Linked DNA regions of Homo sapiens: region 2 is linked to region 1. Evidence: read pairs that join two places in POLR2A ChIA-PET (ENCODE). Cell type or tissue: A673. All regions are shown on one strand.

Evidence for each region. Peaks named below come from ENCODE experiments on the same cell type or tissue, not always from the same donor. Only the 100,000 strongest peaks of a DNase experiment are listed, where the experiment ranks them.
Region 2: POLR2A ChIA-PET joins it to region 1 with 11 read pairs; 4 of 35 experiments call an interaction of 5 or more read pairs at or near these places.

What each region holds. Positions count from the first base shown.
Region 1 is chr1:153,817,799-153,825,798 of GRCh38, reverse strand. GATAD2B (GATA zinc finger domain containing 2B) reads left to right here. Exons shown (of 11, transcript NM_020699.4): 3 at 6,064-6,193; 4 at 6,877-7,008; 5 at 7,628-7,759. Among named protein-coding and RNA genes, the nearest start is that of SLC27A3, 46 kb to the right of the region's middle. In A673, a CTCF peak has its summit at 4,315 (motif pointing left); DNase peaks (open chromatin) are centred at 4,288 and 6,728.
Region 2 is chr1:153,764,378-153,772,377 of GRCh38, reverse strand. It overlaps INTS3 (integrator complex subunit 3), which reads right to left. Exons shown (of 30, transcript NM_023015.5): 19 at 7,644-7,688; 20 at 7,315-7,434; 21 at 4,551-4,704; 22 at 3,417-3,485; 23 at 2,534-2,609; 24 at 2,067-2,180; 25 at 1,645-1,693; 26 at 415-582; 27 at 1-38. Among named protein-coding and RNA genes, the nearest start is that of SLC27A3, 7.0 kb to the left of the region's middle. In A673, a CTCF peak has its summit at 277 (motif pointing right); no DNase peak of the experiment used is centred here; H3K27ac peaks cover 523 bases.

The DNA of each region.
Region 1 (8,000 bases):
GGTCTTGTCCCAGGATTATTTTTTAAAACCATGCTCCATAAGCAAACATTATTCTTGGTAGTAACATTAAAAACTCTTAGTAAGCGGTGGCTCACACCTGTAATCCCAGCACTTTGAGGCCGAGGCGGGTGGATCACCTGAGGTCAGGAGTTTGAGACCAGCCTGGCCAACATGGTGAAACCTTGTCTCTACTAAAAATATGAAAAAATTAGCCAGGTGTGGTGGCACACACCTGTGTTCCTAGCTACTTGAGAGGCTGAAGCGTGAGAATTGCTTGAACCCAGATGGTAGAGGTTGCAGTGAGCTGAGATCGTGCCACTGCACTCCAACCTGGGCAACAGAGTGAGACTCTTGTCTCCATTTTAAAAAAAAGCAAAAACAACCACAAAAAAACCTCTTAGGAAACCTCAGGCAGATTCCCTAGAGGTCCTGGAAGAGGAGAAAAATACTTGTAAGTTATAGGTAGTGCCAGCAGAATATTATATAAGTAGGTTCATTTTTAGATTGTTTGCAAGAAAAGGATATGGGTGAATGAGATCATGAACCTGAGCAACCTACTTGGCTTTTATAATCTCTCTTACCCTTCTGGAGCAAGTAACTTATCCCACTTCATTGGGGAGAAAGAGTTAAAGAAATGTTAGGTGGATTCTTCACATTCCAAATTGGAACTTTTAAATGCATTTTTCTTTCCTTTCCTTCTCTTTCCCTTTCCTGACAAGGTCTCACTCTGTTGCCCTGGCTGGAGTGCAGTGTGGCATGATGTCCGTTCACTGCAACCTCCACCTCCCAGGCTCAAGCAATCCTCGCTCCTTAGCCACCCAAGTAGCTGGGACTATAGGCGTGTGCCCCTGTACCCAGCTAATTGTTTTGTATTTTTAGTAGAGACGAGGTTTCGCTGTGTCACCCAGGCTGGTCTCTAACTCCTGGACTCAAGTGATCTGCCCGCCTTTGCCTCCTAAAGTGCTGGGAATACAGGCATGAGCCACCATGCCGGGCCCAACATTTTTCATAGAAACTTTGTTAACACTCTTTTTTTTTTTCCTGTTTTCAGTCCTGCTCCTGTAGACATTTTGATAAGATCTTATTAATGGTATTGGAATTGTATTATATTGCAGATAGATACAGTATATGTTAAAAAGTCAGACTTCCTGAAAACCCAACTTTTTTTTTTTTTTTTTTTTTTTTTAAAGGCAGAGTCTCGCTCTGTTGCCCAGGCTGGAGTAAAGTGGCGCAATCTTGGCTCGCTGCAACCTCCGTCTCCTGGGTTCAAGCGATTCTCCTGCCTCAGCCTCCTGAGTAGCTGGGACTACATGCTGGCTAATTTTTGTATTTTTAGTAGAGATGGGGTTTCGCCATGTTGGCCAGATGGTCTCGATCTGCTGACCTTGTGATTCACCCGCCTTGGCCTCCCAAAGTGCCGGGATTATGGGCGTGAGCCACCACACCTAGCCAAACCCAACAATTTTTTTAAAAATGTTATTTTGGGGTGATTTTTAAAAATCATTTAAAGAGATGAGGTGTTGCTGTGTTGCCCAGGCTGACGTACATTGGCTGTTCACAAGCACTGTCATAGTGCACTATTTCCTCAAATTCCTGGGCTCAAGCAGTCCTCCCCACTTGGCTTCCTGAGTAGCTGGGACTATTAGGCATGGGCCGCTGTACCCAACATGGGGTGATCTTTTGAAACACAATCCTCTGGAAGCTTGGGACTCCAGATATACTGACAGCTATTTCCACTTAGCCCCGAGATGTATAAGAATGAACAAAACTGCTGGGCACAGTGGCTCACGCCTGTAATCCCAGCACTTTGGGAGGCCGAGGCGGGAGGATCATCTGAGGTCAGGAGTTCGAGACCAGCCTGGCCAACATGGTGAAACCCTGTCTCTACTAAAAATACAAAAATTAGCCAGGCGTGGTGGCGGGTGCCTGTAATCCTAGCTACTTGGAAGGCTGAGGCAGGAGAATCGCTTGAACCCAGGAGGTAGAGTTGTAGTGAGCAGAGATTGCACCACTGCACTCCAGCCTGGGTGACAGACCAAGACCTTGTCTCAAAAAAAAAACAAACAAAAAAACAAAAAAAAAAAGCAAAACCGATAGATTCCCAGCAAGGAGAACCATAGTTTCTTTGATAGTGATAAAAAGAGGAAAGGGCTGGGTGCAGTGGTGCATGCCTGTATTCCCAGCACTTTGGGAGGCCAAAGTGGGAGAATTGCTTGAGGGCAAGAATTTGAGCTCTGTCTGGGCAACATAGTGGTACCTCATCTCTACCAAGAAAAAATGAAAGAATTTGAAAGCAGAAGGCAAGAGAAGTTCTTAACATAATAGCCATGTCATAATAGCCTAAATATCTTATTTTGCCATCAGTTGGGCAAGTTACGATACCTGTGAAATAAGGTATGTATGAAACCAACACTACTAATGTTTTAGAATTCTAGAGAGACACAGCAGTTGTCTGCTTAGTTGTTTTTACTACTGGGATAAGGATTAGGAGCTTTATAGCTTCTGAGAATATGCCAGACTAAGTCACAAGTGATGTCACACCAAGTGGGTCTTTTAATAATATCTCTCTAATAGGTAGGAGTTCATACTTAACTACCCCAAATATTGTAAATTATATATATGTTTAGGAAAAGAGCAAAATAATTTCTCTCTTGGAATGTTTAACAAATGAGGCCAGAATCCTAGTTCATTAGTTTTTTAAAATTAAGAAATGAGGCAGGGCATGGTGGCTCACGCCTGTAATCTCAGCACTTTGGGAGGCCAAGGCAGGAGAATCACTTGAGCCTAGAAGTTTAAGACCAGCCTTAGTAACATAAGGAGACCCCTTCTCTACAAAAAATTTAAAAACTAGCTACTCAGGAGGCTGAGGTGGGAGGATCGCTTGGGCCTAGGAGATTGAGACTGCAGTGAGCCACAAATGATTGCACCACTGCACTCCTTCCTGGGTGACAGAGTGAGACCCTGTCTCAAAAAACAAAAGAAAAAATAAATACAAGAAAAGAGGCTGGACGCGGTGGCTCATGCCTGTAATCCCAGCTCTTTGGGAGGCTGAGGCGGGCGGATCACGAGGTCAGGAGTTTGAGACCAGTCTGGCCAACATAGTGAAACCCCGTCTCTAAATACAAAAATTAGCCGGGTGTGGTGGCGGGCACATGTAATCCCAGCAACTCAGGAGGCAGGAGAATCACTTAAACCTGAGAGGAGGTTGCAGTGCGCCGAGATTGCACCATTGCCCTCCAGCCCCGGTGACAGTGCAAGACTCCGACTCAAAAGAAAAACAGAGAGGCTTTGGCTTTGCCTTATCTGTGCTATCTACCTAATACCGGTGTGTTTATATCTGGGAATAAAATAATCATTTAAAGTTGTTCTCAGATATAACTTCCTGATAAATGGCATACAGTTCCCAAATCTCCATCCAGTAATATCTCTGTCTTGGTACTGGGCAGTTCCTAAGCAGTTAAGTGGCACTCATTTGAGCAAGGAAGAATTCCTTACCTTAGAAATAATCTGTAATGTATATATCCAGCCAGGACCAGAATAGAAAGAGCTTCTAAATGAAAAATCTTCCAGATTCCAAAATTACCGGTGTTTTATTTTTTATTTATTTTTAATTTTTTTGAGACAGAGTTTTGCTCTGTCACCCAGGCTGGAGTGTAGTGGTGCAATCTCGGCTCATTGCAACCTCCACCTCCCAGGTTCATGTGATTCTTGTGCTTCAGCCTCCTGAGTAGCTGGGATTACAGGCGTATACTACCATGCCCGGCTAATTTTTGTATTTTTAGTAGAGACAGGGTTTCTCCACGTTGGCCAGGCTGGTCTCAAACTTTTGGCCTCAAGTGATCTGCCCACCCAAAATGACCCATGTTAATCATAGAGGGGGAGTATAAAGGAATATAGAAATGAGAAGTAAATCACGCTTTAAAAATGAATTCAGGCCGGGCACAGTCGCTCATGCCTGTAATCTCAACACTTTGGGAGGCCAAGGCAGGCAGATCACGAGGTCAGGAGTTTGAGACCAGCCTGGCCAAAACGGTGAAACCCCGTCTCTACTAAAAATACAAAAAAAAATTAGCCAGGCGCGGTGCCGGGTACCTGTAATCCCAGCTACTGAGGCTGAGGCAGGAGAATCACTTGAACCCAGGAGACGGAGGTTCCAGTGAGCCGAGATCGCGCCATTGCACTCCAGCCTGGGCGACAGAGCCAGAATCCATCTCAAAAAAAAGAATGCAGACACTTTATTCAGGCCTGTTACTCCTCATATTTGGGGTTAGAGAATGAAAGGCTCTTTTCTCCCTCTAGTGGCTTTTTCTGTATTTCTACCTTCTCAGCTTGCTGTGTCTGTGGCCAGCAATCTAGACAAATTTAATAGTTCACAAGATAGTCATTCTTACCTTTCTATCCTCCTATTCTATTTCCTTACCTAAGTTTGGTTGATTTTAGCAACTCAGATTTACCCTGTTAGGAAATTGCTTATTCCAGTGATCGGGGTTCCCTGTTCAAAAGTATCCATGTCCTGGCTGGGCATGGTGGCTCACACCTGTAATTCCAACACTTTGGGTGGCTGAGGCAGCAGGATCACTTGAACCCAGGAATTCAAGACTAGCCTGGGCAGCATAGCAAGACCCCCACCCCTTACAAAAAAATAAAAAATTAGCCAGGCACAGTGGTGTGCACCTGTAGTCCCAGCTACTCAGGAGGCTGAGGCGGGGGGAATCTCTTGGGGCCAGGAGTTTGAGAATGTAGCAAGCACCACTACACTCCAGCCTGGGCAATAGAGTGAGACCCTGTCTCAAAAAAAAAAAAAAAAAAAAAAAAAAAAAAAAATTCCATGTGCCAACAGCAACTAGGACAAGAAACCCTGAGAAGTGGACAGCTAGCGATCTGTGATCATTAAGGGTTTAAGTTGATTGTTTAAGGCCAAAGGGGAGGCCAAGGCGGGAGGGTCGCTTAAGACCAGCTTGGGCAACATAGTAAGACCCTGTCTCTACAAAAAGTACAAAAATTAGCCGGGCGTAGCGGCACATGCCTGTAGTCCCAGTTACTCAGGAGGCTGAGGTGGGAGGATCGCTTGAGCTCAGGAGGTCAAGGCTGCAGTGAGCTGTGATCGGGCCACTGGACTCCAGCCTGGGTGACAGAGTGAGACCCTGTCTCAAGAGGGAAAAAAAAAAGGACCAAAGAACAATTGCCCTCGACCTATATACTACCAACTACGCTGACAATCTCAAGGAAAGTAGGATCTGGGAATGTATCTTTGAAATTAGAGGAGAATTAGAAGATACAGTCACGGATTTGGGAACCTGAGGCAGTTAGAGTTTCCGGAATTCTTGTTACCTAGGTCTTAAGCAGTATGTGCCATTTTTTATCATCTTACACAAATAAGCATGATGCTTTTAAGGCTAACCCCAGAATGACCTAAATGAGAGTTATCTAGTAAATAGGATTAGGAGTAAGAGGAGTCAGTGCAGGAGATTTAGATTTCAAAGTAATTTCTAGACTCTTTTTGAGGTAAGATGCTGGATAAAACTCTGGTAAGTAGATGCAAGTTCAATATATTTGGTTCTGGAGGTTTAATCCTTTTCTGTAAGGCTGTAGACAATATTCTTGGCACTATTCCCTCAAATTATTAATACTTCCTTCTTTTGTGTACTCTTCAGTACCTACTCTTGACAGGATAGACTATTCTTTTTTTTTTTTTTTTTTGAGACGGGAACCTCGCTCTGTTGCCCAGGCTGGAGTGCAGTGGTGCAATCTTGGCTCACTGCAACCTCTGCCTCCCAGGTTCAAGAGATTCTCCTGCCTCAGCTTCCTGAGTAGCTGGGACTACAGGTGCGCGCCGCCATGCGCAGCTAATTTTTTATTTTTAGTAGAGACGGGGTTTCACCATGTCGGTCAGGCTGGTCTCGAACTCCTGACCCCAGGTGTTCCACCCGCCTCGGTCTCCCAAAGTGCTAGGATTACAGGAGTGAGCCACCGCACCCGGCCCCCCTTGGATTTTTTTAATTCAGCATAGAAGTTTTCTTAACTTTTGTTGGAAATAGCTTATTTTTTCCCTTTCTTGTCTAGTGAGCCAGAGCGAGGAAGGCTAACTCCCTCACCAGACATCATTGTTTTGTCTGACAATGAGGCTTCCAGTCCCCGTTCCAGTTCCAGAATGGAAGAAAGACTCAAAGCAGCCAACTTAGAGATGTTTAAGGTAAAAAGAAAGAAAAATTTCTTTCTTCTTGTTATGCTCCTTCTATTTTATTTAATTCCTCAAGAGATTTAGTTCTGTTTTTTGACTATTTACTCTTTGGATATAAATACCCATTGATGAAAACTTTATAGTAACTCTTGACTTCAAGGGCTTTCAAAAGGAACTATTAGAAGCAAGTGGAGACGACAGTTTGAAAAGCATATATGTAGGCCATTATACTCAGTGTTATTTATCTTTGGAAAATGAAAACAAAAGTTCATAATTAAGTCATATAAAGTAAACTCTTGGCTGTAAGGATACTTTCTGCACTCTAACCTAAGTAACTGAATATGAAGGGATTCCTAAGTTTTTATGTATATCTAGAGGAAATGTGGCTTTAAGAGATTTAGGAACATTATTTTAAAAGAAGACAATGTTTCTCTTTAGTCATTCTTCTTTTTGCCAGGAATCTGGCTGATTAGCATTTATACGTGGTCTGTCCTTTAATTCTGTAAGCATTTCTTTGAGTACCTACTGAATGCCAGGCACTGTGCCAGACTCCAGTGATACAAAGATAATCCTATTGCCACTTCTGCTTCTTGTGGAAGATGAAGGTTTCAGAGCTAAGAAGTAAAGATTGTCTCTTGCAGGAAGGAATTCTGGGTACCTTGCTGCCATAGCTGAAAGTCTTCTTGTTTCCTTAGGGGAAAGGCATTGAGGAGCGGCAGCAGCTTATCAAGCAGCTGAGGGATGAGCTACGATTGGAAGAAGCCCGACTGGTCCTGTTAAAGAAACTGAGACAGAGTCAGCTACAGAAAGAGAATGTGGTCCAGAAGGTAATGTGCCCTAGAAATAAGGGACTAAGGGAAAGGAAAGAAAAACTGGTTTGAGAGTAGGTTCCCCCAGGTAGGTTCAGTTGGGTGGCTCATTTCTTCTCTGGGTCCGTAGTTTTTTAGTCTGTAGTAGTAGTGATTTTTTTTTTAATCTTAGGCCTTAAGAAAACCTTGACTCCCAGCCAGGTGCGGTGGCTCACGCCTGTAACTCCAGCACTTTGGGAGGCCGAGGCGGGTGGATCACGAGGTCAGGAGATCGAGAGCATCCTGGCTAACATGGTGAAACCCCATCTCTACTAAAAATACAAAAAATTAGCCGGTCATGGTGGCGGGCGCCTGTAGTCCCAGCTACTCGGGAGGCTGAGGCAGGAGAATGGCGTGAACCCGGGAGGTGGAGCTTGCAGTGAGCCGAGATCAGGCCACTGCACTCCAGCCTGGGCGACAGAGCAAGACTCTGTCTCAAAAAAAAAAAAAAAAAAGAAAACCTTGACTCCCTTTTTCTGGTTTTTCCTCCTGATTGACAAGAACCTCACACTGACCAGGAATTTTTAAAGTCTAGAAATGTACCAAATTTCCACCTGTGATTATTGGCCACAGTCTTATTTTCTCTTCCCTCTCCCAGACTCCAGTTGTACAGAATGCAGCATCTATTGTTCAGCCATCTCCTGCCCATGTGGGACAGCAGGGCCTATCTAAGCTTCCCTCTCGGCCTGGGGCCCAAGGGGTTGAACCTCAAAATTTGAGAACATTACAGGTATGTGACCCATAGTGGGATCTTAGTGTTGGAGGGCCGTGTCTAATCCTGTCTCTGTTTTTGGGCTTTTGTGAAGATTATAGAAGAACCTGGCCATGATAGAGGTGTTATTACTACTGATTGTTCTGTTGGCCCATTATGGCATGATTTAGTCTTCAGTAGAAGGATGAGTAACTTTCATGTTTCCACTGTAGTTTTTCTTGTCTAGAGAATGCTTCCAGCTTCTCTAGAGAAGGGGTAG
Region 2 (8,000 bases), 53 kb after region 1:
GAGTCAGCTGGGCCAGCTTGCTGCTAGAGCTCCTCAGGCTGTGCAGGAATCACCAGAGCCAGAGTCTGAGTGTGGGAGGGTTCCAGAGTGCGAGACACCCTCCACCCGCCAGGGCCCCCTTAAGACAGAGGCAGCCTACATGGGGAACAGGATAGGCAGCCTGGGAGGGCTGGGGTTGGGTGAGAAAGGTGTGCCTAGAACAGGGGATCCTGGCCACAGGGGCACTGGAAGATGGGGAGAAAGGGCCACGGTGGTCTCGCATGCCATGTGGCTTCGGACCACTAGATGTCGCCCACAAACCAGGCTGGGACAGCACTGACCCCCATCACCACCACCACCACCACCACCACCACCACCGACAGCAATCACTGCAGACCGCCATGGCCTGGAGGGTAGACAGGGACCGTGTCCCACCTCTGTCTCTTGCGAGGCAGGCTGTTGTTCTTGATGAGCAGGGACTTGATGTGCTCGGCCAGCAGCTCGTCATGTTTCATGCACCAGTGCCGCAGGATGCTGGTGGTGAACTGGTCGTCAGGATGGCAGGGCCGGCTCAGCACCATCTTCACCATCTCCTCGCTGGGCCTGGGGGAGGAAGGGGGCACTGGGTGCTGCTTGCACAGTGGCCGCAGGGCATGCTGGGTCTCTCCCACTTATTTCCCAAGCCCTGGCCTCCCCACCCACCCACTACTCTCACATCCCTCTCCCTCTTCTCCTTAGGCCAAGGAATGCCTGGTTTCATCCTCTGTGGAAGCCAGGAGAGAAGAAGTGAGATTCTTCACTTGCTGTGGTAGGAGAAGGCGTGTGCGTGTGTGTGTTGGGAAGGAGGACCCTCAGTTCTCCTCCTCCTCCCCTAGAACAGTCAGGGAGTGGGCCTGGGAGGCAGAAGCACAAGCATGTGGCATGCAGATGCTCCCCTACCCCTACCCTGCTAAAGCTGTGGGCCAACCTGGCTTCCAGCTGGAGGAAGGGGGCAGGAGAGGGTTGTGAAGTCACAGCCCCATACAGCCTCCAAGCTTCCCACTTCCTCTAGGACACTCTGTACCATTTATAGTCTCTCAGGCAAGAGAGCAGAAAGGGTGGAAGGAAGGCAGAAAGGTAGGAAGGATAAGATACACAGCTGCTGCCCCATTTATCGGGGGATGTTGCTAAAGGGCTTTGCGGGAAGAGGGGGCTGCCACCCTCTCCCTCTCTGCCCCACCCTGTCAAGGCACAGTAGGTCCAGCTGGCTCTGCTCTGCACAGGGTGAGGGAGAGGATGGTGCGTGACCCCTCTACCCTGACCCTCCCTCCTCTTGGATTAGCTGTGCGGTGGCCAGCAGGAGCATGGGGCGGTGGGGGGGGCGCGGCGGGGAGCAGGAGCCACCAGGGATTAGAACTGCTGTGGCAGCAGGAAACAGGGATGTCCGGTCCCCACCTCCCCACCTCCGAGGGCAGCTCCTGGTGGGCAGGGGGGTAAAGTCGAGAGGAAGCCCAGATCCCAGGGGAGCTGCTCATTTGTAAGTCACGTTGGGGGAAGGGCAGAATAAGCAGATGTTAACGACAGGAAAAAATATGGCAATAAGGAGGAGGACAGAAGCCCTTTAGACCACAGCAGCTCTTGGGATGTTAAAATTGAGGGCTAAAGAGCCCCAGAAGTGGAACTCACTTTTCTCTTCGGAGTTGAAGCAGTAGGCAGGACAGGGCCTCTGGGTGCTCTGTGAGGGAAGGGCAGAGGCTGTTCAGGGGGAAGGTATGATTCCAGGATGGAATCTGGGGACCTCTCTCATCCCCCAACAGCCACTGGAGGGAATAAGGACAGTCTTTGATGAGGAGCCAGGAAGAATCCCCTACCCCACTCCTATCAGTCCCTGAGCCACCTGAGCCCCAGCCCAGAGCCTGGCTCATGGTGGGCCCACAGGACTCACCTAAAGAACAAAAGTGGCTGACAGAGAGCCTGCCCTTGTGCACTTTGGTGGGAAGGAGGACAATGGATCTGGGCTCATCCTAGAAGCCTAGAGGCCTCAGCCTTGCCCTAACTGTATAGGAAGTGTCATATCTGATGTGCTCCCTACCCAAAAGCCTACTCACCCTTGTATTTGAGGTGCTGCAGGATGGGGATTATGGTCTCCAGGGGAATATTGTGGGCCAGAAAGAGCTGCCAGGCACAATACTGCTCAAAGGTCTCCCAGTCTAGGCTCTGAACTGGAAGAGACAAAAGAAACATCTCTCTCAAGAATGAACAAACGAACACACACACACACACACCCCCCCCACCCCCCCATCCACTGACTACCAGCACACACACACACACACACACACACACACACACACACACACACACCCCAATCCACTGACTACCAGCACCCCAAGCAGGGATGTTACAGAGGTAGGACAGATCCAGAAAGATACTGCCCCAGACCGCACCAGGGTGGAGTACAATTCTCTCCCCTTAACTTCCCAGCCCCAGAACCAGCTTTCCTGATAGTGTAAAATACACAGGACTGACACCCTGCCCTCCTCTCCTCTCCCAGGCACCTAAAGATTTGATCACTTACTGAGTATGTTGAGAACTGAGTCTTTTCGAAACATAACCAGGTTACCCATCATCACGTGGCAGACCAGCTCCTGGAGCTAAGGAGGTGGAGGAAGGAGGCAGAACCCATCAGCTCTGAAAGGGGCCAGGAAGCTAGTATGGAGGGGGACGCAGGAGGGCTCGTAAGGGAAAAAAAAAAATTAGAGGAAGTGAAGGCCCAGTTTAAAGGAATGGGAAGGAGATGGCACACAACGAATGCTGCCATCTCTGAAGGATGAAGGGGCTGATAAAGTAAGGCCTGAGTGGGAACCTTAGGACTATTTTGGGCAAAAATAGTTACAGCCTTGGTCTAAGCCTGAGGAGGAAAGGACCCTGAGAGGCTGGGCTCTGGATGTAGGTTGGGCAGGGTAAAGACAAAGGAAGGAGGATTCTTGGGTGCTAAGCTTCCTCTTTTATGAATGAGAACTAAGTGGAGAGGAGGAGAAATGGGATCCCAGTGCAGGCCTCAGAAGGACCCGAGCAAAGCTACAGCCTCTTGGGGACCTTATGCATGGTAAAAAGGTCAAGTAGAAATGGTCTGACCATTTTCATTCCGAGCCAAAGGAAAGGCCAGTTGAGAGCTAAAATCACAACCCCCTCAGCTTTTGCTGTGGAACAGGAGTGCCCAAAGAATATGGAGAATAAGGGGAACTCCAGGCAGGATTGGCCTAACCTCAGCCTGCCTTGCTTGTGTTCCACTTTTCCTTCCCAGGCCCCATGGCTGAAAGCGCACACCACTGTAGCCAGGAGGGAGGGTGCCTGGGAGGCATGGGCTCCCTGTCTGCAGGCCTGGAGGGAGAGCAGAGGCCCTATGTCCCTAATGCTGCCTCCCAGATCTTCTGGGGAGGTCAGAGCTCAATGTTCACCTGTGCAGAGTCAATAACAGCCACGATCATGTTCAGCAGCTCTCCGCTCCTCAAGGTTTCATCTGGAAACTAAATGGAAAAAGAGAGGGGAAGAGTCCTGGATGGGCTCCTCAGCTTTTATCCCATAGCCCACTCTCCTTCCTTATTACATCTCAAGGTTTGACTGGGTCAGCCAGACACAGGCCCTAAAATAAACCCCTAAACAGAGATCCAACAGCTATGATGCTGGAAGACTTCAAGAACTTGAAGCCCCCAAGTTTTGTTATTTATGTGTGCACACCATCAGGGGTGTGGGTTTTCTCTGATACTTCCCAAAGCATGTGTGTACAGAAAGGAATGGGGAACTACTAGAGATAAAGCCAGAGCTGAGAGGACTGGCCATGGTGGCTGATTCTGTGTGGGAGCAGTGGTAGAATAAATATTTGCATCCCTGGCAGCAAAGAAGTCCAACCTGTGCTGACCTTTGGCCAAAGAGGTGGTGTAGAGAGTTTATGTCTGGAGGTGTGTGGGGTAGGCAGGGCCTCATCTAGAGAAGGGGGAGGAAAGTACCCTGTGTCCAGGATCTGCACCCCTCCTCCCTCCAGTACTCGGCTGAGATCACAGTTCCTCCTGTCATGCCCTGGGTCCTTATTTCCCTCTTCCTGGGAACTTCTACCAAGAGGAGAAAGGGCCGATACCTGTTATGTCCCAGTTCCTAGAGTGTGAGTGAACCAGGGGAAATGAAAGTGAGTCTCCACTACAGAAGCCCTGGTCATCAGGAACTATCAGAGAGAATCCAAGCAAGGGTGAGCCATCAGAGGACAAGAGGGCCTGGGACATATGAACATGGATCTGGTTTGTGGGATCTGTCCTGGGTCCAGATGATGGGGCCCAATCTGAGAAGCCAAGTATATAGGCTCAGACCCCAACGCACATCAGTTACACCAAAGTATAGGAATTCAGGGAGTTTTAGAAATGTTTCAACCACTAATAAAGAGAAGTGGAAGGAGGGGACAGCTGTGAGTGTGGGAAGCAATGGCCCACCTAGGTTAGTGGGGATGAACAAAAGAGGGTTCAGGGTTGTGTGTACTCAGAGTGTTCACTGAGGTGTGTTCCTGTGAGCCCCCCGGCACAGATACGGATGCAGGCACTGACCTCTGTGTAGATGGAGGGCGTGAGGTGGCACAGGAGCCGCACATCGTCCTCCTGGCAGGCCTTCATGTCCATCATCAGGCAGGTGTGCAGATCGCCCAGCTGGGTAGCCTGGGCAAATGACTCGTACAGGTTCATCTTCCCTGCGGCGGCTTTGCTGCAAGACCAGCTGGGCCTGAGCCAGCAGCCTGACCCCAGTGCCCACCTTCAAGCATCCCCGAAGCAGGCTCCCGCTCTAAAACTGCTTTGCTGGCTCCAGATGCCCTGTGCTAATCTGCCTCATGTCCCTCCCAACTGCCTCCCACAGGGGCTTGATAACTCAGGGGAACCAGGGGATACTCTTCTTTCTGTCCATCCTTCCCCAGAGCTCAAAAGGGCTCCAACCACGATCAGTGAGTGAAGCTACTGCCGGATGAGAGTCAGGAACAGAAGAGGGAGGGCTCAGGTCAGGCTGGAGAAGGCTTTCTCTCTTGCTTTCTGGGCTCTAACCATGAGGGCAGTGACACCTCACAGCATATACAAACTTAGCTCAAAATGGCTTGTAGGCCTAAATGTAAGAATTAAAGCCACACAACTTGTAGAAGAGAAAACAGGAGTAAATCTTCATGACAACAAAAACACAAGTGGTAAAAGAAAAAAATAGACAAATTTAGCTTCATAAAAAGTTAGCACTTTTTGTTCAAAAGATGCTATCAAAAAAGTTAAAACTCGCAGAATGGAAGAAAAAATATTTGCAAATCATTATGTCTGAGACTTGCATCCAGAATATATAAAGAACACTTTTGGTATGCAACAAAATCTTAAAAACATTCTTGAAAGTTGGCCGGGTATGGTGGCTCATGCCTGTAATCCCAGCGCTTTGGGAGGCAGAGAAGGGCGGATCACCTGAGGTCAGAAGTTCAAGACCAGCCTGGCCAACCAGCCTGGCCAACATGGTGAAACCCTGTCTCTACTAAAAATACACACACAAAAAGTTAGCCGGGCGTGGTGGTGTGCGCCTGTAATTTCAGCTACTCAGCAGGCTGAGGCAGGAGAATTGCTGGAACCTAGCATGCGGAGGTTGCAGTGAGTGGAGCTCGCGCCACTGCACTCCAGTCTGGGCAGCAGAGCGAGACTCTGCCTCAAAAAAAAAAAAAAAAAAAATCTTAAAAGTCAATAATAAAAAGACAAATAACTCAATTAAAAATAGGAACATTTTTGAATAGATATTTCTCCAAAGAAAATATACAAATGGCTGGGCCCGGTGGCTCACGTCTATAATCCTAGTACTTTGAGAGGCCGAGGTGGGCAGATCACCTGAGGTCAGGAGTTCGAGACCAGCCTGGCCAACACAGTGAAACCCCATCTCTACAAAAAAATACAAAAATTAACTGGATGTGGTGGCGTGCACCTGTAGTCCCAGCTACTCGGGAGGCTAAGGCAGGAGAATTGCTTGAACCCAGGAGGCGGAGGTTGCAATGAGCTGCGATCATACCACTGTACTCCAGCCTGGGTGACAGAGCAAGAATCCATCTCAAAACAAACAAATAAACAAAACAAAAATTAGCTGGGCGTGAAGATCTGTGCCTGTAATCCCAGCTACTCGGGAGGCTGAGGCAGGAGAATCGCTTGAACCTGGGAAGCGGAGGTTGCAGTGAGCCAAGATCGCACCACTGTACTCCAGCCTGGGCGACACAGCGAGACTCTGTCTCAAAAAAAAAAAAAAAAAAAAAAAAGAGAAAGAAAAAAGCAAGTCACAAAAGATCACATACAGTTTGATTCCATTTATCTGAAAATGTCCAAAATAATCTATAGAGGCAGAAAGCAGATCAGTGGTTGCCAAGAGCTGGGTGAAGGGGAGAAAATGGCAAAGTGATTGCTAATGAGTATGAGATTTCTTTTTGGGGTGATAAAAATGTTCTTTCTAAATCAGATAGTAGTGATAGTTGTATAACTTTGTGAATATACTAAAAAATTATTGAGGCCGGGCACAGTGGCTCACACCTGTAATCCCAGCACTTTGGGAGGCCAAGGTGGGTGGATCACCTGAGGTCGGGAGTTCGAGACCAGCCTGACCAACACAGAGAAACCCTGTCTCTACTAAAAATACAAAACTTAGCTGGGCGTGGTGGTGGGTGCCTGTAGTCCTAGCTACTTGGGAGGCTGAGGTGGGAGAATTGCTTGAACCCGGGAGGTGGAAGTTGCAGTGAGCTGAGATTGTACCACTGCACTCCAGCCTGGGTGACTGAGTGAGACCCTGTCTCAAAAAATAAATAAATAAAAATTTAAATTAAAAAAAAGCCTTAGGAGTACACAAGGCTTACTCAGAGTAGGGGAAAAAAAAACCCAAAACCAATAACTGGGCGTGATGGCGCATGCCTGTATGTAATCCTAGCTACTCAGGAGGCTGAAGCAGGACCATCACTTGAGCCCAGGAGTTTGAGACCATCCTGGGCAACAAAGTAAGACCCTGTCTCTACAAAAAAATTTTAAAAAATTATCTGGGCATGGTAGTGCATGCCTGTGTAGTCCCAGCTACTCAGGATGCTGAGGGGGGAGGATGGCTTGAGCCCAGGAGTCTGAAGCTGCAGTGAGTGACATGCACTGAGCCGCAGTGTCATCAGGTGACAGAGTGAGATGCTGTCTCTTAAAAACAAACCAACTCAACCAAACAGACCCACAAAGAAGGCCCTGGTGATGACAGTCCAGGGTTGGGGAGTCAGCGTGTGGAAGAGAGGCTCTCCAGGATGTGTCCTGACACCATTTGAAACATGGGGACCATACCCACCTGGCCCTCAGGTAGTAGAGCAGGTGGTAGCCAATCTTGGGCTGCTTCTGATATAGCTCGGAGAGAAGGTCTAGAAGTAGAGAGAAGCTGCTGTTGTCTTCCTGCATCTGACATAGGTTCCTGGAGGTGGGGCATGGGAGGAGAGGAACAGAACTTTACCCAGGGCAGACTCTCCCATGGAGTTTCTCAGGTGGCATGGGCTGTCTGTGCCCACAGCATATGTCCTCCTCCCTGGAAAGCGAGTCCCATTACCCCAGGACAGGAGCACATGTGTGTGCTGTCAGGGAGGATGGAGGGTAGAACAGTATCTCCTATAGCTGCGTGCTTACCTAAATATTAGGTACAGAGGCTTTCCTACAGACTCCTCCAGGGACCTACAAGAAGAGGGTTATATTTGAGAATCCATGTGAGGGGGGCTGCTGGCACATACGGAGGACCAGCTGGAGGCTAGACACCAGCCTGCTCCTTCCCTACCCAAAAGGCAAACTTCCTGCTGCTCCGCAGGCTTGGTAACAGAGAAAACAGGTTCCTAACATGGGACCACGCTCTTGCCCTTTGGAGACAGGCTCCAGGCCAAGGTCCAATCACACCTAATTCAGCAGATTAGAGTTACTGGGCCCAGCAGCAAGGGCTGGAAGCATGAGGAGGTGTCAACCTCCCCAGTACGCACGGTGTTCAGCAGGTAG